Linked DNA regions of Homo sapiens: region 1 is linked to region 2. The links are chromatin loops, found by intact Hi-C in ENCODE. Cell type or tissue: B cell. All regions are shown on one strand. Links, peaks and the distances in the headings refer to the core of each region. The heading gives the core; the rest is flanking DNA.

Region 1 (7,129 bases), core at 1,875-4,374, 210 kb before region 2:
AACACGGTGAAACCCCATCTCTACTAAAAATATAAAAAACTAGCTGGGCATGGTGGCAGGTGCCTGTAGTCCCAGCTGCTTGGGAGGCTGAGGCAGGAGAATGGCGTCAACCTGGGAGGCAGAGCTTGCAGTGAGCCAAGATCTCCCCAGTGCACTCCAGCCTGGGCGACAGAGTGAGACTCCATCTCAAAAAAAAGGCATTTATTGAGTGTTAGGTATACTTTATGAGGAGTCTGAGAGAACAGTACATAAATAACACAGTGCCAGCCTTTAGAGAAATCGTCTACCAATGTCACGTGAAGTTTAATCCAGCTTGGAACATGGCTCCTGAGGCAGCTCTCTGAGACCCAGGACTATAAGAGATTGTTGTTGTTGTCGTTTTTAGAGACAGGGTATCACTGTGTCACCCAGGCCTCAATGCAGTGGCTGGATCATAGGTCACTGCAGTCTTCAACTTCTGAGCTCAAGGGGTCCTACCACCTTAGCCTCCTGAGTAGCTAGGACTACAAATGCATGCCACCACAGCCAGCTAATTATTTTCTGTGGAGACGGAGTCTCGCTTTGTTGCCCACGCTGGTCATGAACTCCTGGGCTCAAGTGATCCTCCTGCCTCAGCTCCCAAAGTGCTAGGATTATAGGTGTGAGCCGCCATATCTGGCTCGCTCTTTCTTTCTTTCTTTAGTAGCAGCGATCTGTAGGCTAGGGAAATTAAGTGACTTGCCAAATGTCCTCTAGCTGGTAGCCAAACTAGAAATAGAGTCTCTGTCTCCTGACACCCAGTCTAGTATTCCTTCTTCATCATGCTGCTTCTTCTAATGTAATCCTATTCTGGAGCAAAATGGCAGAATGATATCCCAGTACATCTGGGAAAAGACACATGAAACAAGAATAAGAATGTTTACAGATAATACGACAGCATGGCCAGCTCCCACAGCATGTCCTCTGTAAAGGCTTTCTTCCATCAGAATGAACCCACACTGCCACAGTGCTGGGTCTCTACCTCTAGTTTGCACTTCTTCATCTTGCCTCATACCATGCTTTACCATCAGCTGGTGGTCAATCTATCTCCCCTCTTAGGATTTTAGATTCCTTATTAATTACAAATTTAAGTCAGGATTTGTCTTATTCACTATTGTTATCCTCATCCCTAGCACTTAGCACACTGCTTTATTATTTATGCACTGTAGGAACTAATTGCTTACATAAAAATGAGTACGTTCTGGAAACTAGGGCCGAAATAGGGTAAGGAGTTTATTCCAGTGAGGAAGGGTCACTAGCAAGCAAGCCTGAGAAAACGGCGTGGATGGATCCCTACCTGCCTCTCCGCCCTGGCTCCTGCCTGTCACTGGAAACATCCCGTTCCCACATGGTCACTTGAGGTCTCTGGGTGTCTAGCCGCCTCTCTGAGACATCTTGATGGCCTGGGGGTTGGACCAGGGGAATGTCTGAGAGCCAGGTGGGAGCCATTCTTGGCAGAGTTGAAAGGGGCCGAGCTTGAAAGTGGGAGGGGGGAATCAGCCCAGTGGAACCTGAAGAATTACAAAAACAAAGATGGTCAGTTTCCCAGGCAGAGACAACCACCACTCCCCTTGTCTGGTCCCACTGACCTGAAGGTGGAAACATCTCCACATTATTTGAAGGCTCTAGATTCTGTCTCCAGCCATCTATGTTCCCCTGGACAAGAGGAGAAACAAAGACACTCCAATTCAATTTTCAGGCCACCTTCCAAAGAGAAAGCCCCTACAATAACAAAGTCATAATCCTTGAATTATAGCCAGGTCCACCCGATGCTTAGCTCTTTTCCTACTTCCCCAAAGTAGGAGATACCCCAAATTCACTTGCTTGTCTCAACCTGGTTCCTCATGGAACCCAAGCAACTATCAAGTGGAGAGAATTTACTGAAAGAGACAGACTGAGAGGGGCTCTGAGGCTTTACTCATACTTTCAGGATTCTGGGCAGTGCCTCTACCCTCCTCCTTAAGTTTCTATGGTCCCTGCTGCTCCTGGCCAGAGGTGAGAAAGGAGGTACACAGTGCAGGGGTCTTGAGCGCCATCTCCAGAGTTCTCTCCATGGCTCAGCAAGGCCTGAGGGAAGCCCATCCAGACACCAGCAGGCCATGACTCTTGGGTCCTTCCCTGTTAAAGTGCTGGCCCAAGGCCTGGCCCCAGCTGAATGTGGCCACATGCAGGGCTAGACCCTCCCCAAGACCTTGGGAATCCAGGCCGCCTAGATCCCCAGGCAGAAAAGCCAGCGTCCTGACATCTTATTCAAATCTTTCCTGCGGCTGTTCTCTCAGCTTCTCTCTACTATCCCCTTAGCTTCCATGCCTGCTGCCCGCCTCCTCTTTCTCGAGTCCTAACACATAGTGGGCACTTTAAGATCTTCCTCCCACCCTCCCACCCTCATTAATCTATTTTTTACCCGAATCTGGGATCCCTACTCCCGTCCCTTTTTACAACCTAATCTACCTTTTTCTGAAGGAATTATTCTGGTCCTGACCCTCACCCCCATCTCTCAATAGCCTGCCCTCGCCCCCTGTACGCTAGCCGGCTCTACTCTCCCACCACTGCTCCCCTAGATACCCGAGGCTTCACCCAGTTAGCCCGTGAGCTCTAAGGCTGTTCTGATCTCTTCATCTGTCCCTTCACCTGGCCCCTGTACCCCCTTCCCCTTTGGACCCCTTGAACCCTCCCAGGACCCCCGCTCAGCCCCTTCCCGCCCCCAACCGACTCTTCCCGAACGTCCCTTACCAACCGCGAGAGCCCCCTACTGCGCTTTGGCCACACCCCCTACGCCTCGCTCCCGGCCCCGCCTCTGCCCCTGACCGCGCCTGCGCAAGGCGGGCGCCCTAAAGTCCTATTTCACTCTGTTGGGAGGAGGGGGAAAGGTGTACGCAGGCGCAGTGGCGTCTAAATTTGGGCCCACTAAATGCGTCGGAGCATCTCCGCGCCCAGGCGGCTCCTCCTCACTGCGGCAACCCGGGAAAACTTGTGAACTAATCAGAAAAAGTGGAAGGCGGGAGATCTTGGGGCGCTGTCCAATGGCGCGGAAGAGAACACATGAGCTGGCCAATCGGGAACGGCACGGGGGCGGGCTCGCTCGGCGCGAAGTTCGGGCCCGGGAATTCCGAAGGAGGGGTAGGCGCTGCCCGCGCGCAGAGGCCGCGCCCCTCCTGGCCCCGGCTTCTTGGCTGTCAAACAGATGCAGCAACGTCGGCTCCTGCCGAGGAGCCCAAGGGGTCCCGGGATCCGCCGCACAGGCTGGCACTGCTTGAAGAGGAGGCTACTCGGAGACTGCGCCGCGCGGGTAGATCCGAAACGGGGCTGGGGCGGAGTGGGAAAAGGCCGGGTATGCCTTGCATGATCGCGGGGAGCTCCTTCCTGTTTTTATCCCACCTAGAGAAGCCGGGAAGTAGGGGTTTAGGTCCAATTTGTTGGAGTACTTAAGGACTCGTTTGCACTTTCTTTTGGGGGATGACAGTGGATTCATTGCCCTCGGAGGTTCAACCAGTTATGAGTGAGGGATTGGCCAGAAGATCGGGGCGCAGGCAAGCAGGAGTGCTCTATTAGGATAAGCAAGTTTGACAGGAAGAAGCTACTCTTCTCCGAATTACACAGAGGTGATGTGTTCGTATTGCACGTAGACGTGTGTATAACAGGACCTCCTTCCCCGCGCCCCGCCACCCCGACACACACAGGAGCTGCCTAAAGTATCCTTGCCTTGCAGATTGGAGGCTCCCCAAATATTTTGCGATCTGAGGATCCAGCTCAAGTGAGGTGCCATAGGACGTGTTCCTGAGTTTGCATTGCACGGAGACCTTCCTGGAATTTTTCATTTGCAAGTCGGCTTAACCAATTTTGCATTGAGTCCTAGGCTGCTTGCACTCTGAATTTGGGCTATTCAGGTAGTGTGCTCAAAGTTGAAACCGCATACAGCACAACTCAAGTTTGCATCAGACTGGGAAGCGAACTTAAGCCAGCGGTGCGTGGCCCAGGAGTGGGAAAGGAAATGGATGCCTGAAGTGGAAGAGGTGGTGCAGAGGGGGCACCGCCCATGCTGCCCTGCTTCCAACTGCTGCGCATAGGGGGCGGCAGGGGCGGTGATCTCTACACCTTCCACCCCCCCGCCGGGGCTGGCTGCACCTATCGCTTGGGCCACAGGGCCGACCTGTGTGATGTGGCCCTGCGGCCCCAGCAGGAGCCTGGCCTCATCTCTGGGATCCACGCCGAACTGCATGCCGAGCCCCGGGGTGATGACTGGAGGGTCAGCCTGGAAGACCACAGCAGCCAAGGTGAGCATTAAGCAGGGCAGCTTTGCCCCTGGGTGGTTGAAGCGCCAGGCTGGAATGAGTAAGGTCTCCACAAGACCCTGCTGCCTGCCTCCCATACTCCCATCAGATTGGATGGATGGTCGTGGTCCAGACCTTCATCTTCCCACCAGAAGTGTGCACAGTCAGAAGCTCTCTGCCAGACTGACCCTTTTTGGTCCCGTTTAGCTCATACAGGACCTGGGATATCATCAGAAAGATATCACAGTGGGGATGTTCTGAGGCCACTAGAGGCCAAGTTTAGACTTGATTCAGTTTCCAGCTTTGCTGAGGCACTCTGTTCCTGGGTTAGGGCAGTTCTATGTTGAATAATGTTTTTAATAATCTGGGCATGTCTTTCTCCGTGACTTGAGGCAGTTAGCCTCAGAAAGCCTAGATTCACATTTGAGTTTTGCCACTGCCTCTTGGTAAAGTCAGCTGTAGGAGTGTTATGGTTATTAGACTATAGTAGCCAACATTCATCTAGTGCTTACTGTTATGAGCCAGGCCCTATTTTAAGTGTATTGAATGTAGGTGGTACTAATATTATCCTCATTTACAGTAAAGGAAAATGAGGCACAAAGAGGTTAAGGAACTTGTCCAGGGCTGGGCATGGTGGTTTACACCTATAATCCAGCACTTTGGGAGGCTAAGGCAGGGTGGATCACTTGAGCTCAGGAGTTCGAGACCAGCCTGGGCAACATGGTGAAAACCTGTCTCTACCAAAAAATTAATTAATTTTTTTAAAAAAGCCTGGGCACGGTGGCTCACGCCTGTAATCCCAGCACTTTGGGAGGCCGAGATGGGCAGATCACGAGGTCAGGAGTTCGAGACCATCCTGACCAACATGTTGAAACCCCATCTGTGCTGAAAAAAAAATACAAAAATTAGCCAGGTGTGGTGGCGTGCACCTGTAACCCCAGCTACTCAGGAGGCTGAAGCAGCAGAATCACTTGAACCCGGGAGGCGGAGGTTGCAGTGAGCTGAGATCGCACCACTGCACTCCAGCTTGGGCGACAGAGCGAGACTCCATCTCAAACAAACAAACAAACAAAAAGCTTGCCCAGGGTCACATAACTGGTAAGTGGTAGAGCTAGGATCTGAACGAGCTGGAGCTGGGGGAGAGTGAGCATGTTTGAAAACTGGACCTTAGGGCGGGGCACGGTGGCTCACGCCTGTAATCCCAGCACTTTGGGAGGCTGAGGCGGGCAGATCAGGAGGTCAGGAGTATGAGACCAGCCTGGCCAACATGGTAAAACCCTGTCTCTGCTAAAAATAAAAAAATTAGCCAGACGTGGTGGCACATGCCTGTAATCCCAGCTACTCAGGAGGCTGAGGCAGGAGAATTGCTTGAACCTGGGAGGCGGAGTGCAGTGAGCTGAGATTGCACTACTGCACTCCAGCTTGGGCAATAGAGCAAAACTCCATCTCAAAAAAAAAAAAAAAGAAAGAAAGAAAAAAAAAGAAGAAAGAAAGAAAATTGGACCTTAGGACAGTGAGGGCAGGGATCCTTTGTAGGAAAGCACAAGAAACACAGACTTGTTCCTAGCTGACAAGGAGTGTACTGCCTGGTACCTGTCACCTGCTGAGGGGCTTAGGATGTGAGGGAGAATCTGACTACAGTTTCATATTCTTCCCCAGAAATCATACAGATTTCTCCACTCCTGACTCTGGTCATTTCTGTTTTTGTCCTCCATATTTGCCTGGTGCCCCACCATCAACAGGTACTTTGGTCAATAATGTCCGACTCCCAAGAGGTCACAGGCTGGAATTGAGTGATGGAGACCTCCTGACCTTTGGCCCTGAAGGGCCCCCAGGAACCAGCCCCTCGGAGTTCTACTTCATGTTCCAACAAGTACGAGTCAAGCCTCAGGACTTTGCTGCCATTACCATCCCACGGTCTAGGGGAGAAGCCCGGGTTGGGGCTGGTTTCCGGCCTATGCTGCCCTCCCAGGGGGCTCCACAGCGGCCTCTCAGCACCTTCTCCCCTGCCCCCAAGGCCACACTGATCCTAAACTCCATAGGCAGCCTCAGCAAGCTCCGGCCCCAGCCCCTCACCTTCTCCCCTAGTTGGGGTGGACCAAAGAGCCTGCCTGTTCCCGCCCCACCTGGGGAAATGGGGACCACGCCTTCTGCTCCACCACAACGCAATCGGAGGAAATCTGTTCACCGAGTGTTGGCGGAACTGGATGATGAGAGTGAGCCTCCTGAGAACCCGCCACCGGTCCTTATGGAGCCCAGGAAGAAACTCCGTGTAGACAAAGCCCCACTGACTCCCACTGGGTAAGTGGAGTCCTCACTTGGCCCTCTCAGTGTTTTACTGCTTTTCGATTCCTTGTATCCCTAGGCTGTGAGGAGGTCCCCCTGCCTGGGGGGATGGGCACGGGAGGTGGAATAGATGGAATGGCAAGACCTGGGTTAGCTCTGATAGGAAAAGAAAAATATGTGCAGGAGAACATGAGAGGTGGGGTGGGGCAGTGCTTATAAAACAACCGGAGTGAGCATGTCCTGCTTTTTACATTCATATGGCTTTAACCCCATTCTTCTAGTGCCTAAGGATGGGGAACTTTCAGGCTCATACTAGAGGTTTTTAGGCCCACCCTATGTGTTTTTAAGGACAGAGTCCAGGCTCACCTTAGTTCTCAGACCACTGTGCCTCTGTGGCCTCACCCTATGACCAGCCATAGGGTGGCAAGGTCTAGGCCTTCTCCTACAGGTTTCCGGTGACCCTTGTGTCTGTGTCACTTCCTTCAGAAATCGACGTGGCCGTCCTCGGAAGTACCCAGTGAGCGCTCCCATGGCTCCCCCTGCAGTTGGGGGCG
Region 2 (7,129 bases), core at 2,827-5,326:
GGGCACGGTGGTGGGCACTTGCATTCCCAGGTATTGGGGAGGCTGAGATGGGAAGATCCCTTGGGCTTATGGATTCAAGTCTGTAGTGAGCTGTGATCGCATCACTGGACTCCAGCCCAGACCACAGAGTGGGATCTTGACTCAAACAACAACAACAACAACAAACATTGTAAACCTTTGCTCACCATGGGTTATTTTATTTATTATTTATTCAGTGTGTATTTTGATTTTATTTTACTGGCAGCACAATAAACCAGGACCTGCTGAAACTAGAAATCACATCCACTTTCCAGTGTTAAAAAGCCCAGTCCAGGCAGGTGAGAAGGAGACAGTCCTCATTAGCACTGAGGATTCAGGGAGAATGAGATGGGCTGGGCAGGAAGGTTTTTTTGTTTGTTTGTTTGTTTGTTTGTTTGTTTTCTATGAACAAGTGTGACTTTTTATTATGATAGAGTTGTTTTTATTAAAGGAATACATGAAAATGGTTAAGTAAAATCAAATGGCTCCAAAAGTCTTACAATGAAAACAACAGTCCTGCCAGTTGTTCTCTCGAGAGGCAAACACTTTTCATTCTCTTAGTTTTTCCTCCTGGTAGTTACCTTCATGGGTTTTTCCAAATTATTATTTTTTTAGTTTTTCAAGTGGGTGCATATATTAATACATGTAATTTTAAAAAGCCTCTTCAGTTTATAATGCATCCTAACAGTCCCCTGCCCCATCCCTCCTAATTCTCCAGAGCAATGACTTTTAACTCTTTTAGCAATGTCTTCTATTTTTTTCTCACATAACTACTTAGTCATTTCTTGATTATTTTATACATTCTATAGTAATTTCTTGATATGACAGATGAGGATTTAGCTCTTACACCATCACTACCTTCACTTTTCCCCCCATATTGTCCCAAAGTAGTTACCAGATTTAGGGGCTAAGTAGTCACCACATCATTATGAGTATGTACATATTGCTCATTGTTGAGAAAAACAGAGTATTATGCTCTTGCTTCCTGCCTTGTGCTTCCTTCTGCCCTAGAATTAATGATTGCCTAACCACCCTTCCCCCTTGTTTTTTTTTTTTAACTTTTGCTTTATCTTCAATGAACTACTTTCCAAATGCCCCAAATCTGGCCATAACCTATTATTATTTTTAAGAGAAGGGAATCTTACTATGGTGGCCAGGCTGGTCTGGAAATCTTGGGCTCAAGCCAACCTCTTTGCTTAGCCTCCTGAGTAGCTGGAACTACAGGCATGGGCCATTCCACCCAGCTAACCTATTAATATTTTTACTGTTTCTTTTTAAAGCCAGCTCCATAGCTGGAATATTTCCTGTGTTGGATCCTATTTGCTGGATCCATGTCATTCTCTGGTTTGTCTACTCCTTCATTTTGCTGGAGTATTTTCTCCAATAGTTTCCCAACAAAAGATACATGGAGGTAACCCCTGAGTCTTTGCTTGCCTAAAAATGTATTATTTTACCTTCACCCTTGATTATTTGGCTGAATATAGATTTATTCGTTGAAAATAACTTTCTTTCTGGAATTCTGAAGGCATGGTTCCATTGTTTTCAGCTTCTTTTTCGAGACAAGGTCTCTTCTGTCACCCAGGCTGGAGTGCAGTGGCACAATCACAACTCACTGCAGCCTCGAACTCGCAGGCTCAATTGATCCTTCCATCTCAGCTCCCTGAGTAGATGGGACTACAGGTGTGCGCCACAATGCCCAGCTAACTTTTGTATTTTTTGTAGAGATGGGGCTTCACCATGTTGCCCAAGCTGATCTCAAGGTATCTGCCTGTCTCTGCCTCCCAAAATGCTGAGCCACTGTATTACAGGCATGAGCCACTGTGCCTGGCCAGTTTTTCTTTTATTCTCTCTCTACTTTCTTCATTTCTCAAAGGCATCTCAAACTCAGTGGGCCCAAACCCAGGGCAAACTCCATCAGAATATCCTGCTACTTCTGACTTTAAAATATATCTTAAATCACAGTTTCTTACTACATGCAACCCTTTGGTTCAAACTACCATCATCCCTCACTTGAACTTAGAATTGGTTTTCCTGCTTCTGTATTTTTTTAAAACATAAAATATTTCAAATAAACCATGCGTGGCTTTATACTTTTTACTACATAAAAAGAATAAAGATCTGGGGTGGCTCAAGCCTATAATCCCAGCACTTTGGGAGGCCGAGGCAGGCGGATCACTTTAGGTCAGGAGTTTGAGACCAGCCTGACCAACATTGTGAAACCCCGTCTTCACCAAAAACACAAAATTAGCCAGGCGTCGTGGCACGTGCCTGTAGTCCCAGCTACATGGGAGCCTGAGGCAGGAGAATCATTTGAACCTGGGAAGTCAGAGGTTGCAGTGAGCTGAAGTTGTGCCATTGCACTCCGTCAGGGTAACAAGAGCGAAACTCTGTCAAAAAAAAAAAAAAGATATGAAGAGCTTATATACTTAAACATGAAATTGCTTTAAGTGTTTGCCATTCACTGTTCACATGCATGCCAGCAGCTTCTTACTGCAAACACCTGGGACTTGCTATAGAGCAGCTGGAGTACATTCTGCCCACACACAGGACAGGGAGCTGACAACCAAGGAGTGGGGGATCAATATGCCAGCTTTCTCCCCTCCGTTTCCCTGTATCTCAGCAGTATGGAGTTTGTTACCAGTGAGAACCTGCTCACTGGCTTTAAACTGGTTTTCTTACCTTCTCAGTTCCATTTCTCCGTACCTCAATTGATGATTTCTGGTAAGACCTAGAAAATAAACTGCTTTCACTGAAATTGCAGTCTTGGAACCTGCTTTGGGTTCCCCAAAAGACAGAAATATATTCATTTTCCCATCACTGGACTTCCAGGTTGTTTTCAATTTTTCACTGTTACAAACAAGGCTGCAACATTTGCGTGCAAACCTCTGGGTATACACGTAAGGAGCTTTCGGTATTTCCCACTAGTGAAACTTCTCAGTTGGAGGGTATGTGCATCTTCATCTTTAAGAAATACTACCAACATTTGAAAAGCCCGACAATGTCAAGGACTGGCAAGAGTCCCATATGCGATGGGTGTGGAATGGCAGCTCACTGTAGCAGGTGCTGGGGACTCAGTCAGGGTCTTGGAGAGGCACTTAATTATAGCAAGAATATTTCATAAGTGGTATCTGATATAGTCAAGATTAGTGGGGAGTAAAAACATGTTGCTTAGAAATAATTATCCAAAGATCTAAAGTCAACAAAAGTCTTTTTTTCTAATGTAAAAATATAAACTTTTTTTCAGAGGGAGGGGGAACAACTTAAAATAAACCAGAAAACACCTTCATATTAATCATTCTTCTCATATACTTGAAATTTGTACTTAATACATCCGAGAGAACGCCTGGATATTCTGGCAGAATTTTATATTTCTCCAAATCAATTTCTGGAAAAAACGTGTCACTTTCAAAGTCCTGCATGATCTTTGTCACAAATAGTTTAAGATGGCCTGGGCGACTCATGGCTTCCTTATAAACAGAACTGCCACCAACTATCCAAATCATGTCTACTCTATTTGCTAATTCTGGTTGTTAAGTAAGTTTTAAGATCTCAACCAGACTTCTGGCAAGAAAATGAGCTCGTTGTGGAGGTTCCTTGAGTTCTCTGCTGAGAACTAAATTAATTCTATCCTTTGAAGGTCGATTCTTCCCAGGAATGGAGAACCAGGTCTTCCTACACAAAATCACCAGATTCTGTTTACCTTCTACTGAAGAGATTGTGTCATTCTCTGGAAATACCTAAATTCATTCCTGAGCGGCGGTCAGGGCAGGTCCCCGTTCTTGCCGATGCCCATGTTCTGAGACACAGCGACGATGCAGTTTAGCAAACGAACCATGACAGCAGCGGTGAGCTCCTCCAAGCCCGCTCGCTACACCAGGACGCGCGGCCAAGATTGGCCGGAAGGTTTTTACTTGGAAACTGGAGGATGAGCCATGACATCCCTCTCTCCACCTCAAAGCTCGTCCTGGGCATCCACCTCCAGGGAGCAGAAGCAGCGCAGCAGCGCCACCTGGTGGTCGATGCGCTTCCTTTGCAGATCACGCACAGCCCTGAGATCCACCTCTCCTTCCTACGCACCACGCATTTCTTCACTGGACACCAGCCTGCGTCAATCTTCCTGTAAAGCAAAAGAAGCGTGAGGTTGGTGGGGGAGGAATGGTGTTATCTCCACCTTTGGCGAGATCCATGTCACCGTGTTCAGGGGAAGGGCCAGGCCTTACTCCCCATGCAGAGAGGAGGCTCTGGCCGTGAAGGCGCCTGTGGAGAGGTGAGGACCCGCTCCCTCTACACTGATGGCCAAGAGCCTGCAGATGGCAGGGAAGGCTTCCCTTCAGCTGTGTCCTATCAGGTTCTTCCAGGAGTCCAGGAGTAGACCTGCATATTGCCTCTGGTGATGTGAGCTGCATGCACACCTAGAAGTGAGGTCACCCCTTCTGGGGGTCCTGGGGCTGCTGGTTGTCCTGGGTGCTCAGAGGGAAGATGGGGAGGGGGCTTCGTGCAAAACAGTAACCATACTCTATAAATTATTTTTTCATTAGCCTTTGTGTCATAAAATAAAATCTAGGACTCCAAAAGGAAAAAAAGAAGGTCTAAAATTTGTGTCCTTTAATAAAAAGTAAACACCCATTAACCACCAAGGATAGACGTTTGCGGAGCAAACCAGAAGCCCCATCATTTGCCCCAGCTCAGCAATAAACTCTTTCCTCCCCCAAATAAAAATACATCCTGACTTTTACGATCATAACTTCTTTGTTCTATTTTATATTTTTATCATCCAAAACTATGATTTAGTTTTACCTTTAGAAATATGCTTTTGTTCTCTTTTATTCTATAGATTCTTTCTTGAAATTTATATTGTGTGGTAGAACTTCCCATAGTGTGCATTTTGCTGATTGCTCCCCAAGCCATTGTTTGAATATGTGTTTTTATTATCTGTATTGCCTCTAAATTGGTAATTGGCTATGGAGGTTAGCTTCTATTCAGGCTTGATTTCTTTCTCACTTGTATTTGTTTGATGGTGCTGTATTGTGTTCTTCCATCAAGAGGAAGAACCTCACATTAGTTTTTTTTATTGTGTTGTTAATCGCCATTGCTGTTCAATGGTTAAATCTGTTAATTCTTGATGGGTTGCAAAAGAGTTATTATAGTCTCAGTCTCTCATTCCTTCCTCATTTATTATCTGAATAATTTCTAAGTAAGAGATTCACCCTCCTGTACTGTTTGTTTACTACTAGAAACTTGCTTTTTGAGAGACTAAGCCAAGCATCTACTCACCTATGACCCAGCAATAGCAGTCTTAGTTATCAACCAATAGAAATGCATGTATGTGTGTGCCAAAATATATGAAAATATTATTCATAGCATCACGATTTGTAAAATCTGGATATAACACAATTGTCTATCAACAGCAAAGGGACAAGAAATGTGAGCTATTTATAAAGTGGAGCATTGGACAGCCATGGGAGTGAATAGGCTATGACCACACACAGCAGGATGATGAGACCCAGGAGCATGATGGTGACTGTATAATGCCATTCAACTGGAACTGGCAGAACTTATCTGTGTTAGAAATCAGGAGTGGCTACTCTAGGGTTGGGGAGGGTGGTTTGTGACTGAGTAAGATCCAGTGATGTTTCTGGGAGGCTGTGATTGGTGTACTTTGATGTGGGTGTTGTTTACCTGAGTGTTCACTATGTGAAACTCCACTGCCCACTTGTGGATTGTCCTTCTTTCTCCACGCATGCTGTCCTTCACTCAAATATACTTTGCTGATGTTTTGAAGCAATTCTATCTACGCTAAGAAGAATCGCTCCTACTGCACATCCTTGGAAATGCTGGATTGAAAAAATTAGTGCAATTGTTTTTAATTCCAGGAAACAAATACATATAAAGAGGAAAATCTACAACAAGAGCAGTAGGTTTGGGAGCTGACACCAGAACAGCTTTGGAAATGGCTCTCGAGCCAGGAACTAGGGATCAAACCCAAACAAACCCATAGGAGGTGGGGGGTGTGAAATGATGTCCAATAGCGCATGAATGAACGAGTCATGGGCAGTCGCTCATGGCTTGGCTGGCCAGTCACAAACGAGGAAAATAGAGTTGGAAAACTGGGAGGTAGAGGAGAGAGGTACGCATAGACCTCTTGCTATAGGCCGAGTGTGTGACGATAGTGGTTGTGTGTGGATGCCTACCAGAGGGTCTTTAAGGGGATGGGGCTCCCTGTAACCAGGTGGGTGAGATGGCTTGATGGACGATGCCACTCAGCCACACAGGCCTTGCTCATGGAGTCCCTGCACAAAGTGGCCATGGTGGCTGTGATGGACACTACATGGGCACAGCAATTGCGTCGCCACTCACCAAGGCTGAGCTGGCAGCTGCCACTGCTGAGGGCCCAGCCCACCAAAAGCAGCTGTTTTTTTGACGGAGAAATAAAACAGGCAGTGGTAATTAAGAATAAAATAACATTATGATAGATAAATATGCCACTAAAGATATAGTAGAGGTTTAAATAATTTTGAGACTATGAACAAGATTATGGCAATGGGGAGAACTTACTACAAGTAAAGAAGTTAAAACAGTTGTAAAACTTTTTTTCCGTTCAGGCATATCCAGACTGTTTTACACATAAGTTCTACCAAAACTTTGAAGAAGGTTACTGAACTTATACGTAATATTCAAGAGAATGAGGAAACATAGAGAAAGCCAGTAAACTCATTATTGTTTATGTATAAATAACATTGATTCTAAAGCCAGCTAGGGAATACATAAGAGAAAAGCATGATAAGATAATCACTTCTAAGCAATTAGAGGTAAAAATACTGAGAAAAATAATACTAGATTGTGTCCACCAATGAGCTATAAATAAATTAAATATCCTGCCCAGGTTATTCATCCCCAGAATACAAGAATATTTAAACTTCAAATCTGTAATGCATTTTACCACTTAATTAAAGAATAAAAGACGGAGATAATGACATTTTATTAGATGCAGAAATTACTGCAGATGAAATTCAACACTCCATCTCACCCACATTTCTTCAGTTATCTCCACTTCTAAGAACTTGTGATCAGTACTCGCTTTGGCAGCACATATATTAAAATAGGAATGATA

Evidence for each region. Peaks named below come from ENCODE experiments on the same cell type or tissue, not always from the same donor. Only the 100,000 strongest peaks of a DNase experiment are listed, where the experiment ranks them.
Region 1: a loop joins it to region 2, with 11 times the contacts of the local background. A loop is called at or near these places in 9 of 110 quality-filtered maps.

The regions. Positions count from the first base shown.
Region 1 is chr6:31,155,416-31,162,544 of GRCh38, forward strand. It overlaps CCHCR1 (coiled-coil alpha-helical rod protein 1), which reads right to left and starts at 2,387. Exons shown (of 18, transcript NM_001105564.2): 1 at 1,970-2,387; 2 at 1,608-1,674; 3 at 1,316-1,529. The coding sequence starts at 2,185. TCF19 (transcription factor 19) reads left to right here and starts at 3,174. Exons shown (of 4, transcript NM_007109.3): 1 at 3,174-3,307; 2 at 3,482-4,292; 3 at 6,032-6,590; 4 at 7,062-7,129. The coding sequence starts at 4,055. RefSeq lists enhancers at 279-894, 1,628-2,128, 2,129-2,629, 5,777-6,760, 6,761-7,129 and a silencer at 3,853-4,036. In B cell, for the core only: no CTCF peak of the experiment used is centred there; DNase peaks (open chromatin) are centred at 2,936 and 4,106; H3K4me3 peaks cover 2,299 bases; H3K27ac peaks cover 1,078 bases.
Region 2 is chr6:31,363,046-31,370,174 of GRCh38, forward strand. It overlaps the pseudogene DHFRP2 and the pseudogene RNU6-283P. Among named protein-coding and RNA genes, the nearest start is that of HLA-B, 9.4 kb to the left of the region's middle. In B cell, for the core only: CTCF peaks have their summits at 3,991 (motif pointing left) and 4,200; a DNase peak (open chromatin) is centred at 4,016; H3K4me3 peaks cover 828 bases; H3K27me3 peaks cover 708 bases.